Regions from separate parts of the Homo sapiens genome. Here all the other regions are linked to region 1. Evidence: chromatin contacts called from ENCODE Hi-C or POLR2A ChIA-PET data. All regions are on one chromosome and are shown on one strand. The core of a region is the stretch at or near the end of the contact, and the rest is flanking DNA. Distances in the headings are between cores, read along the strand shown.

Region 1 (3,760 bases), core at 621-3,120:
TCTCTTTAGTAGACCCTGTTGAGAGCTCACTCTCCTGAAATGAGAATACAAGCAAGGTTAATACAGACAATTCTATATTCAGGTGTTCCTATGTCTCCAGACGTCTAGTCACTGTATTTTTTATTCTATAGACTTTGTCTTCATTTTATCATAGGAAAAAAAAATTGAAAATAGCAGAAAGAGCCAACAACGGTAAAATTACATTGTACCCATAAGACAAAATATTGTATAGCCATCACAATTATTTAAAACTATTTTAATAACATGAGAAATTCTTATGCCATAATGTTACTGGAAAGGGTTCCCAATGCAGACCTCAAGAGAGAGTTCTTGGACTTTGTGCAAGAAGGACCAGGGCAAGTCCACAGAGTAAGGTGAAAGTAAGTTTATTAGAGAAGTAAAGAAACAAAAGAATGGCTACTCCATAGGCAGAGCAGAAGTATGTGCTGCTTGATTAAGGATACTTATCATTATTTCTTAATTATATGCTAAACAAGGGGTGGATTAATCATGAGTTTTCTGGGAAAGAGGTGGGCAATTCCCAGAACTAAGGGTTCCTCTCCTTTTTAGACTATACAGGGTAACTTCTGGAAATTGGCAGTCATGGCACTGGTGGAAACATCTTTTAGCATGCGAATGCACTACAATTAGTGTATAATGAACAATGAGGATGACCAGAGTTCACTCTTGTCGCCATCTTAGTTTTGGTGGGTTTTGGCTGCCTTCTTTACTGCATGCTCTTTTATCAGAAAGATCTTTGTGATCTGTATCTGTATCTTATGCCAATCTTCTATCTCATCCCATGACTTAGAATACTTAACCCTCTGGGAATGCAGCCCAGCCTTCTTTTACCCAGCCCCTATTCGAGATGGAGTTATTCTGGTTCAAATATCTCTGACAATAATGTTATGAAAAAAAAGAATGATAAACATTCAGCATGACCCCAACTATGTACATAACTAGAGGGATGTACGCCAATGCATAGACAGTAATTACATCTGGTTGAGAGGTTTTTCTAAATTATTTTAATTTTTTCCTCTTTTCTGTGTTTTTTGAGTTTTCAACAATGAGCATGTATTTATTAACTCGAGAAATTTGTATTCAGAGCCTATTAAGTACCAAACACTGATGGGTATTGGGTAATCATCACTTTTGTGCTCAGGAAAATAACCAATGCACAACCATGTAAAAAAAAAACAAAAGAAACAGGCCAGGCAGGGTGGCTCATGCCTGTAATCCCAGCACTTTGGGAATCCGAGGTGGATGGATCACTTGAGGCCGGGAGTTCAAGACCAGCCTGGCCAACATGGAGAAACCACATCTCTACTAAAAATACAAAAAAATTAGCCAGATGTAGTGGTGACACACAACTGTAATCCCAGCTACTTGGGAGGCTGAGGCAGGAGAATTGCTTGAACCCAAGAGTTCGAGGCTGCAGTGAGCCGAGATCGTGCCACTGCACTCCAGCCTGCGAGACAGAGTGAGACTGTCAAAAACACAAACAAACAAACAAACAAAAAAACTTAGTTCTGGAATTTTTATATTCCTGAAATGACCCAAAGCCTATGGATTATGTGACTGCTGTGCTCAAGGAAGTTCTCTTTCCAGTTCTCTGGGAAACAGTGAAAGGAGAAGTGCAAATGATGGGAAATTTGGCTTAACTTAATTTTACATACCAGGAGCAGAAGAACTGCTCATAACAGTCACATATGAGGAAGTGGTGACCAGTGCATTTTACCCACAACTTTTCTGTTTTATTCTGTTCACCAGAAATTTCCTTTGCTTTTTCTTGTACTGGAATGCATATGCAGTCACATAACCTCCCCAGATGGCCACACTTGAGGAGTAATGGCCTGTGGCTAACACTGATCTCTAAAAGAAAGAGGCATCTTGTCTACAAAAACTTTGCATCTGCGTTGCTGAACGGCGATTTCACTTCCTCCAAAAAGAGGCAAGAAGGAAGTCCCACATCTGCTTTCTTTCTCTGTTTGATCCCGTGCAACCTTCTGACACCATCTCATTCAGCGCCAAACCGTGATTCATATCTGAGGTTCGCTTCTGTGTGGGCTTGGAACTAATCCAGGTGTTTCCTACTTCTGCATTTCACCTGTGGTCTAAAATGGGGAGGAAAGTCTAGTTGCATTTGCTGGGACAATTCCCTTTCAGCAGGAATCTAGGAAACCAGTGTGAAAACTGATGGTTAAATAATTACTAAGTAGATCAGAGAACTATGGCTTTTAAAGACTTTGCAGTAAACTTTGTTATGGAAAATCTGGAAAGTATCAGTGAACAAAGTGGCAGTATTTTCCTTTCTGAACAGTTGATTCCTAGCCTGACGTTTTAAGAGTTGCGTTGTCAGCTTCTTCCCCTCAGAGGCTCTTCTTTCCACCAGGATCATTTGGTGATCTGACCACAAAACTAAGAACATAGTGATTTCATGACTCCTTTTAATCTGGAGGGTGAAAACAGGAGGCCCATGTGAAGTGTTGCATATTCCCATTAAAAGCTAGGCCAGAATTTGATGGCCTAAGCCATTTCATTTCTGTTCTCTATTAGCACTCTTTTTCTTCCTCTCTCTTCCACTTTCCTTGATCCATTTTCTCATCATCAATTATTCCCCTTCTGCTCTTTTTTTTCTCTTTGGCGTTTGCAAATTTAGATTTGGAGGACACATGTCAGTGATTTGAGGTGGTACTTCCACTGGACTAAAGAGGAGCTGGTTTGAGGGTGTGAGCCTGTAGTCTCAGCTATTCAAGAAGCTGAAGCAGGAGGATCCCTTGAGCCCAGGAGTTCAAGGCCAGCCTGGCTAACATAGTGAGACACTGAAAAAAAAAAGCAAGAAAGCAGGAAGGAAGGAAGGAAGGAGGGAAGGAAGGAGGGAAGGAAGGAAGGAAGGAAGGAAGGAAGGAAGGAAGGAAGGAAGGAAAAGAAAAGAAGAGACAAGAAAAGAAAAAGAAAAACAAAAGAAAAGAAAAAGAAGAAGGACACCCTGATGTGGCAAAAGCTTAGCCCTTTTGGCCTGTAGGCTTCCACACTCCTCTTCCATGTCATGGCAGACATCACTGAGCAGTAATACCCTTGATTTCCACTGAGCCCTGAAGTTGCCTCAACATCATTCTCAACACAGTTCTCTAGGACATTCTAGTGAAAGCCTAATTCATCAATCCATTAAATAAATACTCCTTGAGCATCTGTTATTGGTCATTTGAAGAGTCTAGGAGACAGAGTAAGCCCTGAGAGCCATTGTTTCCTCTCCGTCTATCCTCCAAGCTACGCTCTACAAAGATTGAGCATTAGGACCAACTTACTTCCACTGCCCATCTGCCTTCAGGCTCCCAAATAACATTAGCCTAATATAAAAAGTACCTCTTGCATTATCCTTCAGCCGAAAACAGTTTAGTATGAAGAGCTTTGCACACACAGGACTGGAAACACAGTGGAATTTCTCTTAGGTCCTCATTTCTCCAGTCTCCACTTCTTCCCTCTCATGTAACTTCCTTCTTAAGGAAGATATGAATAAAAGCAGTGATGGAGTTGCATTTGGTCTCTCTGGATTAACTGCTGTCAGACTTCATATTTCTAAGTTTGTTTCATTATTAGGTAACATAAAACCAGTCTCACGTTCAATCTTTTCTTCTTTTACGATGGGATATTCAGATAAACTTTGAGAAGAAGCAAAGTAAAATTGCCACCATTTTTCTTTCTGCCTGAAATCACCATGAATAAGTTAAGGTGAAAACAAGCAATTTAAGTGAAGTGA
Region 2 (3,760 bases), core at 355-2,854, 1.8 Mb after region 1:
ACCTTTCTGGGTCTGTTTGTACATCTGCTAAAAGGGGATCATGATGACCTCTGCCCTGCCCACTTCACAGATCCTCATCCTATCCATTGATAACCCCACCTGTGAGATCCTGTAGTAGCTGATGTACATGTTAACCGTCATTATCAGTTGAGAAACTTCTCAACTAGGACCAAGCCCTTCACATCTACTCCTGTTTCTGCCACTGAAGCAAATTAAAAAATAATATATATATATATATATATATATATATATCACCTTGGACCTTTTATTTTCTAGCAAGGATTATCCATAGTTATTATCTACACAGGGTGGCTGGTCCCAGGGGTGTGATTCCCATTTGGGGTAATAAGTAAATGCTCTTCGTAGCAACTGCATATGAGGTGAACAAATACAGCATGCCAATAGCGGGACCCTATCGACAGATGAAGCCAGGATTCCAGCACTTACTCCCAGAGCCAGTTCTTCATTATTCAAGATACAAGATCAAGGCTGGGTCCAGGTTCTGTTGAGCCTGAAGCCTATACAATTTGGGGGTCCCTCTTTAAAAAATATGATAATACACAAATAAAATTAGATAAAGGGTGCCTGTAATCCCAGCACTTTGGGAGGCCAAGGCGGGTGAATCACTTGAGGTCAGGAGTTTTAGACCAGCCTGGCCAACATGGTGAAACCCTGTCTCTACTAAAAATACAAAAATAAGCCAGACATGGTGGTAGACGCCTATAATTCCAGCTATTCAGGAGGCTGAGGCACAAGAATCTCTTGAACCCGGGAGGCGGAGGTTGCAATGAGCCAAGACCATACCACTGCACTCCAGCCTGGGCGACAGAGCTAGACTCCATCTCAAAAAAAAAAAAAAAAAAAAGATAAATGGCCTTGGGAGGGTCCTAAGACTGACCTTCTCCAGCCTTGTGGTCAGTCTGTCTGGACCTGTCTGCACATCATCCCTTTAATTATTTCCCAAAAGCTCTACATCACAAACGCATTATTGAAGATGAAGAAACGGGGCTCAGAGAGGTAGAGGAATTTGTCCAACCCAGTTGTCCAGGAAAGACCAGGCACAGTGGACTCCAAATCCCATATTCTTCCAGCCACAACATGCATTTCTTGAATAAATGCTAAAAGATGTGGTGGGTAATTGGTATTGATGAATGGAACACAAATTTGGGGCAAGTTTCAGGTTCACCCTATCCACACCCTACCCGACTCCCACCAGAACTCCTGAATATCACAAACATCCTTCCAGGACCCCACACACAAAAAGTCCCAGGTTATAACCATATTAGAGTAATGGAAAATGAGAAAATGGAAAAAACCTCCATCATTCCCAGCAAAGACTCAACAGGGCCCTCATGAAGCTCCACCTTGTTCCCACTGAGGCAGCTTCCGGCAAGTGCCTGTTTGTACAACCAGCGAGAAACACAGCTCTTGCTGATCTTAATTCTTACCCCCACTCGTTCAGTTCTCTTATGATGACAGGCACCTCAATTCAGTTTCGCAGCATCCCAAAACGTGCCGGAGTAGGCTGGGTGAGACTCTCGGGGCTCAAAGTCTATCATTACATCTTGGTTGCGACCACAGAGGGTTTTTTTTTTTCTTTTAAACACCAGCTCAAGGGCAGAAGAATTAGTCAGGGCACAGATCTTCCGGATCGCTACTGTATGGGGACCATAACATCACTGTAAGGCCCCTGTGCTGAGCCACAAACCCCACTTGGAACAAAGAAAACTCCCAGGTACTTTACCAGACACCAATTGCGCCATCCTGTTTGGGACACAGTCATTTGGCACTCCAGGTTCTCAACCCATAGTAATAACGCCTCATGCTTTTGAAACTGAAAAATGCATCCAAAAAAATCTCAGTGACACATCATGACTCATGTCCCATCCCCACCCCCACTCCCACCTCCCTCCCGCCCCACCCTAGGGAGGGGGGCTCGTCCTTTTCATTCACCCCTGATGTGAAACCAGGTTGGTCAGTGCCTGTCAATTTCACTTCCTGTTTCCTTGCTTCCATCAGAGAGCAGAGCTGTGAGGAGGGATAGATATTATGCTGTGGTGCAGCCAGACAAGCCCCACCTTGTTGTGCCTCCAGAAGAAGCACATTCTTGGCCTGGGTGGTAACAATAACATCTGGATGGAAATATCAAGTGGTATCAGGCTTCCAGACCACCATTCATGAAAGGTGCATCCACTTAGTAAGCCTCTATGGAGGCCTCTTCTGGGCCAAGTGTTTGTTCGAAGTTGTGTATGGACAGAAAGATATTCCTCCTCTCAAGGTGCCCACAGTCCAGGGCGTACTGAGAAGCCAACAGATAATGCAGTGAGATGGCTGTGGGGATTGGGGTGTTACAGAATTGGGGTGGGGTGGGGACAGCCTGCTTTCAAGGAGTCTAGGCAGGCATCTCAGAGGTGACAGCCAAGACTAGATGGAGGACAATAATAAGGATGATGACGATGATGACACTGATGAACAATATGTGCAGCGTTTTCTAACACTTTGCATTTGTTAACTCACGTATTCTTCCCAGTCACCCTTATTCCCACTTCATAGAGGAGGGAACTGAGGCATCAGGATGGTGAGTAACTGGCCCAAAGTCACATAGCTGTTACAAGCACTATATGAGGACAAGCTGACCTGCCAAAGACAGCGTAGGGATCAGGACGGAGAAAGTCACAGAGAGGAAAGGGCATGGCATTTATGGAGAGCTGCCAACATCTTGGGGCCACACAGCAAAGGGCAAAAGTGGTCCCAACATGTGGGTGTGTGGCCCACAGACACGCTTTGTTGATGGCCCATATAGTGTTTTAAGATATATATATAAACCAACGCTTGAAAATTAGGCTATTTCATATAAAAACTCAGATTCCCAAAATTATGTTGAACAATCAGGATCTGGAAACATGGAGGCCATATTCTTCCATGGCAATAATCAGAGTTGGGTTGGTTCTCTTTAGATGGGGTGTAGCCTTCACCCTGTTTCCGTACAGCCACTTCCACTGCCTGATGTCCCCTTCATCCAGTCCCATTAATCCACCAACGTGACCTGCCTGGTGTGTGTGAGACAGGGCAGAGTCAGGGCACAGAGCTACAGAACTTGGACTGAAGCGTTTCCAGTAAGAGGAGGGCAGTGGTGATGCAGCCAGACTCCTACTGCGTGGAGATGAGTCCAGCAGCTCCCTGGAAGAGGGACTGCATGGAGCATAAGACTGCAGCAGGGAAGAGGAGGAGAGGATAAAGTACTGTTCATGCAGGATCAGAACCGGGGCAAGTGTGAAGAGGTCCCTCTACTGAACTTCTACGGAGGTTGATTTTACCGGAAATCTTTTCTCTATTTTCTCCCTGGGGCTCAGGATATAAGCTATACTTAGCAAGCAGTACTTTTTCATATGGAAGACTAAGATTCGCAGAGACCCTGCCAAGGCAACTTACATAGAGCCAAAGGAGAAAAATTAGGCAGATGCTCTCGGGGGAGTTAATTTTAAGGCATTACAGCATTTAATACACAGATTCCACTTCAGTGTTAAACCAAACCAGTCGCAGAGGCTTAAAAAACAGTGGCCAGGTCAACCACTTCACTTTACTCCCAGCCCCCAAAACCTCTCCTGCCCACCATGTTTTCAACTTGAAGCCACACTGAACCATGGAGCACTGTTAGGAAGGCTGGAGGTGGGCAGAGGGGACAGCCCGAGATCATGGTGCCACGAGAAGCTTCCCTCCAGTTGGGGAGATGGGGCCAAGCCCCATGGACCACGAGTGA
Region 3 (3,760 bases), core at 817-3,316, 1.2 Mb after region 1:
AGACAATGGCTGATTAAGGCAAGGACACAAATAATTATGATGTAGCACACAGTTTTCATATAGAAGGCAATGATTAAAAAAATTGGAGTGCTGGGACGTGCAGAGAATAAAAAGGAAATTCACATCAGGAAAATACTAACTAAATAAAAGTTGGCATACTTTTATGTAGACTTTAAGATTGTCTTTTGGAAGCAAGGTCACTAGATAATGAAAATAGGCTTAATTCAAAGAGAAATATTTTAAATATGTTATCAACCTAATAAAATATTCTCAAACCTTGGGGGAAGAGTGATGGTGATACATCAAATAAGATGCTATTGACAAGTCCAAATTGTAGTGAGAATTTCAACACACTCAAGCACTAAAATGTTGATCATTCAAATGAGCAAAGACAAGGTAAATGTTTATGCATTCATACAAATTCAAATTCAAGTTTATTTGGGAAGAATCATACATAGAGCCACCTAAGTTATCTCATTGGCCACAAAGTAGCAAACAACCTGAGACTGACTGGGGAAATACAGGGCTCAAACAGAGAAAAGGATGCAAAAGACCAGGTTGTGCTGCCACAACTCAAGCCCCTTTGCTGCCATACATTTGCCAAGTCCTGACCCTGTTCCCATGCCAACTAAAATGAAGGCACATGCCTCTAACCACCCCACCATCCAGGACTCAAACCTCAGGTTTCACAATCATCCACAACTCAGACCCTAGGTAATTGTCCTCCCATCACCAATCACTCAAGCATTTCAGCAGATATGCATAGACCCTCAATTAGAATGTTAAATGGATGATGGATCTTCTGTTCCCACTCTCCTTCACTCTACAGCATCTCTGAGAGGTGACTGCATGACTTTACTTGAGTATTCTTGAAGAAGTAAATTCTCTATTGAAATGGTAGCCAGTTCCCCTAATGAACGGCTCCAACAATTTTTTTTTTTAGAGTGGCATCTTTTTAAATATCACACCACAATCAGCCTCCCCAGAACTACTTCTACCCAGTGGATCTAACCCTATGGTTCCAAACTATCTTAAATTTAAAAAGAGAGGCAGAAAGAGAAAGAGAGAAGAGATGAAAGAGAGAGACAGGAATGAACCTCGAATTAGGCAACAGAGCTGCCTGCCATATTTCATCCCTTTAGATTAAATAAACAAATAATTACCTAACTATAGCTCTGTGTCTCTAATAAAATGAAGCAATGAACAGGGAAATAAAAATGTAATTAAAAATCCCACATATGAACATAAAAGTTGAATATTGTAGGGGGAGAGAGAGGACATTATCTTTGGGCAAAACTTTGATTCACATCCCAAATATTTAGACTCTCCTGACACTACCAACTTCTTCCATTTCCCTACTTGATCTAGTACTGTGCTTGATGACCCTGCAGCTCCAGACTAGACTAAAAAGAGAGGGGACACAAGGGAACTTGACAGACAGAAGAAAAAGGTGGGTTCAGAGGTAAAAGTGCTATTTCAATTTATATTTCCAAATATGGAGGCTAATTCTTGCTTTGAGTGGCTGGGTACATGTACTATGGCACTAAAGTATAATTTTAGGCCATTTCTGCTAAATCTGACACAAGATATATACATGGTTCATAAGAAACTTAAGTGTGAGCCAATGAGGACAATATTTGGGGACCCCTAAGTATAGTGCTGCCAAGTGTACAGCCTCAGTGATTCTTGAATCTCTGCATGGATGCCTCCTGCCCACCTACTCAGCCCTAAAAGTGAAGCCAGAAGGTAAAAGTCAGTGCTAACGGCCCATCTTTGACCAACTTCTAGAATCTTTCTTGTCCTCAGGGACCTACCATCCACACCTGCTTATAGGGTGGGGGCTGCAGAAGTTCTTCTAATTAAGGTAGCATGAGCATGCCAGGCAGTCCCCTGGGGTCTTTTTCAAGAAGTGAAACCTGGTAAGGCAGAAACTTTTTTTGCACCTCCTTCAGCTATGGTAAGTGTTAAACCAAAGTAATTGGAGCGAAGCCCAAGGTAGCAGAAGCTACTGATTTCCTGTCACCTGATGTCTATCAGCGATTTCATCTTCAGGCCTGGACTACACCACTCACCCTCCCAGTGTGCTTGAGAAACAAACTGCACCCACTGAACTCCGCAGCTAGCATCCAAATCAGCCCTTGAGATTTGAGGCCTTGGAGACTCAGGTAAGGAATCAATTTGCTTTCTTTAAATGACTTAAAGGAGGTGATGGATAAGGTATAGAATGGTTTTGAAGACTGGAGGTTCTTGATCTTAATTCTAGAGTTTCCCTAGTCAGACTTCCTAATAGTTCTATGACTTAAGGAGGGGTGACGATATCAAGGCTTGCTGCCCACTCACTCCTCTAATCAGTCTCCCTCTCAACAATTACCCTATGCAGTCAACTGTGAATCATTCCACAAAAGTAGTAGATTGCAGCATATATATTAAATCATGGTTTCTAAACCATTGGGTTCAAACTGGAGCTCTACCACTAACAAACAATATAACCTTGGGCAAATTACTAAACCTCTAAAGCCTCAGCTTCCTCATCTATAAAATGGGGGCAATGGTACCCATTACATTAGGAAAATTGGAACTAAAATCCTGAATCCCTTAGGACTTCCCAATACCAAATGAGAAAATAATCAGTCATAGGCATAATGAAAAAAACTCCATTTGTCTTCCTGTAAATGCTTTTGTCTACATTAAATGTAAATATACCTAGAAGTATAGGTGGCTTTACAGGCTAACATTTTCTGGAGGGGATTTGTGGACACCAAGTTGAGCATGAAATCCTGCCTCAAATCTATCACATGGGAAACCAAGAGTAAGAGGGGGCGCTGCAGATGTGGGGGAGCTCTAATGAAGGAAAACAAGGATTAATTTTAATCATGCCATTACTGTTTTCTGAATCCAGTATATAAGTGATTCCCTTTCCCTGTTTCCCATAAAATGGCTTAATCTCACTGAGAATCCGGTGGAAAGAAATGTTTAATCCAGCATTGTGAGCATTTTTGTGTGTGTGTTTTGTTTGTTTGTTCATTTTTTAGTGGAGACAAGGTTTCTCCATGTTGGCCAGGCTGGTCTCGAGCTCCCGACCTCAGGGGATCCACCTGCCTCGGCTTCCCAAAGTGCTGGGATTACAGGTGTGAGCCACTGCACCTGGCCATTGTGAGCACTTGTTAAGCTTCCCTGAGGAAGTAGCTGAGTTTGATGTTCAGCTTAATGTAACTGAGCTCATAGTACATAGAAAACAGGTTCCCTATGCAAGTCTAGTAGGATACAGGATTCTCCGAAGAAAGTAGTTGATGTCTAGTAAGGAAAGCAAAGAGCTAGGAGCTCTGAAGAATTCCTTGCAATCAGGCAAGGAGAGCAGGAACGCCCTCAGGTGATGTGCATATCTAATGCAGAGTTTGATTGAAAGTAAAGAGGGAGGGAGAAGGAACACTTCAAAGTTGAGAAGATTCAGGAAAGAAGGTAGAGGACATGTATAGACCAGTGGCTCTGGTGGCGGTAGTGGGATATGAGCTTGGGAAGTCATACAGGGCTGAATTCCAAAGGCCTTGAGGGGTTAGATGAAGGGTTTCTCCAGCAGGTAATGACAGGCCAGCAAAGGAGTTCAGGCTCAGGAAGAGCATCACTCAAAACAGTGATCGGGAGCTTGATGTAGCAGCCTTGTGGACAATGGATTAGAAAAGAGAAAGACTGAAGGCAGAAAAGCATGAATGGAAATGAGAAACTCACAGGTGACTCTGGATATAGAAAAAAGACCCACATG
Region 4 (3,760 bases), core at 663-3,162, 1.2 Mb after region 1:
TACAGTTAGTCTGTCCAAGGCTGTTAGAGTCCTCCAACATATAAGACGCATTTCCATTTTACTAGCTTCATGGTCTGCTTGGGGTGGGGATGGCGGGGAGATCGTATCCTTGAAGTAGGCACTAGGACTGTGAGTCACTTGCCTGTCTAGAGCACCAGGACTGTTTGCAAAGGGCTGAGGAGATTTCCATCAATGGAAAAGAGCATGAATTTAGAGTAAACATAGATTACACTTAGAGATCAGAGATCAATCTAGAGATAAAATACACTTTTCTCTAAAGGGGGTGGGAGAAGATGTTGGACAAGAAATACCAGATTTTCTTAATGGTTCATTTATGTCAGGCTCTATGGTGGGGACTTTTATGTTATTTGACTTAATCCTCACAACAATTCTGAAAAATCTTTTTTCAAATTTTATGAGAAAGTGAACTGGATATTTAACTGATTTTCTCACGAATTCCTTCTGAGGCTCAGAAGTGTGAAAGAAGCCCAAATGACCAAGGTTCTTTAACAATTTGGTCAAAACAGGTCATAGACCCAGAGGAAGGTCTGGATCCTGGAAGTTTTCTTAAGCAAAGACAGTGCTTGTTGTGGATATGAAGATGTTGACTAAGCTGGGCACAGTGGCTCACACCTGTAATCCCAGCTTTGGGAGGCCAAGGCAGGTGGATCACCTGAGATCAGGAGTTCGAGACCAGCCTGACCAACATGGTGAAATCCTGTCTCTAGTAAAAATACAAAAATTAGACAGGCATGGTGGTGGGCACCCATAGTCCCAGCTACTGGGGAGGCTGAGGCAGGAGAATCACTTGAACCTGGGAGGTGGAGGTTACAGTGAGCTGAGACTGCACCATTGCACTCCAGCCTGAGCAACAAGAGCAAAAAACTCCATCTCAAAAAAAAAAAAAGATGTTGACCAAATGGCAGACTCTTGCCATGAAGCAAGCCCAGACCTCAGTGCCAAGAGATGTGAATTAGATTCCTGCCTCTTCCACAGACTAGACATGTGACTGGGGGCAGATTCCTTCAGCAATATCACCTCATTTGGAGAAGAACTGGACTAAAATACCCTCCAAGTAGTTTATGAGTTATTTAAATCTCCCAGGCTTAGGTTTGCTCCTCTCTTAGGGGATAGCCTTGCCACCCTTCAGGAAATGGAGACTGTATATGGAGCATGTTGTGCCGCCAGCTGCTGCATGTCCCAGAGCCATCTTAAACCCTACCCTTCTGAACAATGGCTAGTCTACAAGAAGCCTTAAAAGGGATGTGAAAGTGGCAACAGTGTCCCCTCAACAACAAATACTTCCCCAAATATGAGCTTGTGTGGAGCCTGATGACTCTGCCTCTGAGGCCAATCCACTGGCATCTTTCCCAAGATGTGCCTGGACTTCCCTGAGCATGAGGCCAAAGATGGAGAATGGAAACACCCAAAAGAAGTAACAAGGAGACACGGAATTTTCCACAGGTTGCTTTCAGCTTACCAAGAGCCTGGAAAGTGAGAGAATAGATTCTCCAAAATTCAAAACTAACATTACTATTATCAATATTTATTGTCTACTTTTTGTAAACTCTTTGCATCTTTTTTCTTTAATTCTCCCAACACCCACAGAGTGGAATTATTATTATCCATCCACCATTTATTTAATAGACAAGAAAACTCAGGCTAAGCAAAACTAGATGACTTAAATAATTCTATGTAGGAGTAGGGAAAATGAATTTTAACTGGGACCGTACAAATCACTAGTCTGCACAAAGGTCTTTTTCTCATGTGTCACTTCTATCTTGTGTCATTTTGCCAGACCTCAGAATTTAGAAAGAGGAAGCAGAGGCACTTTTTATATATCAACTGTCTGTAACTACAGCAAAATTCACATCCTGTGTAATCATAAATACTGCTCTAAGAAAGGGACAGGAAGTCTCAGAGGCTGGAGAGCAGAGCACCAAGATCGTTCTGGCAGGAACAGCCAGTGGGAGGTTCCAGCTGAGCGCTCCCCAGAGGTGAGCTGATCCCCAGCCACAGCACACAGGACCAGGCTGCGAGAACAGGTAGACACCTTGGTTTAGATCATGACTTTTGGGGAAGATTGTGTGCTTTTGAAAAGACAGCCAGGGAATTGGATTATCATCCTGTCTCTGATTCTGACCACCTGTGTGAGTTGGAGCGTCAGCTCAGTCCCCTTTTTGGGTCTCAGTTTACTCACTTGTCAAATAAGAAAATTGGGTAAAACCATTCTTAGGTTTCCCTCATTGAGGTGATTTTCCTCAATGTTCTGCATTCTCCTGGTGTGTCACTCAGTCTTACAGAGTCTACTCTCAACAAATACTGTGCAATTAGACTGAATCTTGCATTAGAACCCCATGGTCCTACTCTAATTCTGTAATACAGAAAATTGCTGGGCAGAGCTGTTGACCTCCATGTCATGATTTATCTTCAAAGCACGGATTTTAGAGCTGTCTTGAAAGCTGTGGGTCCCTCCAGTCTATCTCCTCAAGGCGAATGTGGAAGGACAAAGCATCCTCTCAGACTGTGGTGTTTGGAGATGATAGCATCAGTCTGGAGACTTTTGTGAAACATAAAGAATCTTGGTTATATAGGATTCCTTCTAAAAGTAGCAACGTGTATCTAAATTCAAGTGTCATAGATTTAAATGTAATAATTCCACTTCCATACATCACTGTGAGATAATTAAATGCAGGAGGTATCACAAAAGTGCAAAGATGTTCATTATTGCATTGTTCATAGTGGCAAAAAGAAAAAATAGAAACCACCTAAATAGTCATGAACATGTGATTGATTAAATGAATCTAGAGACCTCCATTTATTTAAATATACCATTTGGCTTTTTGGTTGTAGTAAAATATGCTTAAAATAATTGTAGCCTTTTAACCATGTGTTTTTTTGTTGTTTTTTGTTTGTTTGTTTGTTTGTTTTTTAATTGAGAAAGAGTTTTGCTCAGTCACCCAGGCTAGAGTGCGTGATCTCGGCTTACTGCAACCACTGTCTTCCAGGTTCAAGCGATTCTCCCATCTCAGCCTCCTGAGTAGCTGGGATTACAGGCACTCACCATCATGCCTGGCTAATTTTTGTATTTTTTTAGTAGAGACGGGGTTTCACCATGTTGGCCACGCTGGTCTTGAATTCCTGACCTCAGGTGATCTGCCCGCCTCGGCCTCCCAAAGTGCTAGGATTACAGGCATGAGCCGCTGCACCCAGCCTTAACCATTTTTAGGTGTACAGTTCAGTGGCATTAAGCACATTCACACCATTGTGCAACCATCACCACCACCCAACTCCAGAACTTTCTTGTCTTCCCAAACTGGAACTCCGTGCCCATTAAACAATAGCTTTCCATTCCCCTCTCCCGCCAGCCCCTGGCAACCACCATTCTACTTTCAGTGAATTTGACTCTTCTAGGTGCCTCACATAAGTAGAATCATACAATATTTGTCCTTTTGTGACTGGATTATTTCACTTGCCATATTGTCTTCAAGGTTCATCCATGTTGTGCCATGTATCAGAATCTATCATTTGCTTTTAAATTTAGGCTTTTTATTATTTCTATTCATCGGTCAAAGATGTCTACAGAATAATGTTGAGTACAAAAAGAACAGTTATAAAATGGCATGGATAGAATGACTATTTCCGTAGAATTGTGAATGTCTGTGAACATATATAAAGAGGAGAGAGATAAAGTGACAGATGGGAAGAGAGAATGTAAAGAATATGTGCATAGGAAACAAGAGTGATCGGGTGGCAGTTG

Evidence for each region. A loop is a pair of places that touch in the nucleus more often than their neighbours do. ChIA-PET counts read pairs that join two places held with the same protein, here RNA polymerase II (POLR2A). Pooled maps may share reads with other maps.
Region 2: a map with no recorded cell type shows a loop between it and region 1 (12-fold over the local background). The contact joins two enhancer-like sites. A Hi-C loop is called at or near these places in 2 of 37 single-sample maps with no recorded cell type and 6 of 50 pooled maps. POLR2A ChIA-PET finds 5 or more read pairs at or near these places in 1 of 52 experiments (B cell).
Region 3: a map with no recorded cell type shows a loop between it and region 1 (11-fold over the local background). The contact joins the promoter of MS4A1 here to the enhancer-like site in region 1. A Hi-C loop is called at or near these places in 3 of 37 single-sample maps with no recorded cell type and 4 of 50 pooled maps.
Region 4: a loop to region 1 is called in a pooled map, with 6 times the contacts of the local background. The contact joins the promoter of MS4A7 here to the enhancer-like site in region 1. A Hi-C loop is called at or near these places in 2 of 37 single-sample maps with no recorded cell type and 4 of 50 pooled maps.

What each region holds. Positions count from the first base shown.
Region 1 is chr11:59,215,046-59,218,805 of GRCh38, forward strand. No RefSeq gene overlaps it. Among named protein-coding and RNA genes, the nearest start is that of MPEG1, 4.0 kb to the left of the region's middle. Within about 2 kb of position 1,871, at least 14 of the 41 ENCODE cell types and tissues checked have a DNase peak (open chromatin) inside an H3K27ac peak, as active enhancers do.
Region 2 is chr11:61,059,692-61,063,451 of GRCh38, forward strand. LINC02954 (long intergenic non-protein coding RNA 2954) reads left to right here. Exons shown (of 4, transcript NR_186234.1): 3 at 2,020-2,184. The region is part of intron 1 of LOC105369325 (a long non-coding RNA gene); the gene reads right to left. Among named protein-coding and RNA genes, the nearest start is that of LINC02954, 6.2 kb to the left of the region's middle. RefSeq lists enhancers at 1,225-2,424, 1,490-1,729, 2,080-2,319. Within about 2 kb of position 1,605, at least 7 of the 41 ENCODE cell types and tissues checked have a DNase peak (open chromatin) inside an H3K27ac peak, as active enhancers do.
Region 3 is chr11:60,453,781-60,457,540 of GRCh38, forward strand. It overlaps MS4A1 (membrane spanning 4-domains A1), which reads left to right and starts at 2,067. Exons shown (of 8, transcript NM_152866.3): 1 at 2,067-2,165.
Region 4 is chr11:60,376,620-60,380,379 of GRCh38, forward strand. It overlaps MS4A7 (membrane spanning 4-domains A7), which reads left to right and starts at 1,913. Exons shown (of 7, transcript NM_021201.5): 1 at 1,913-2,045. RefSeq lists enhancers at 945-1,184, 1,865-1,914.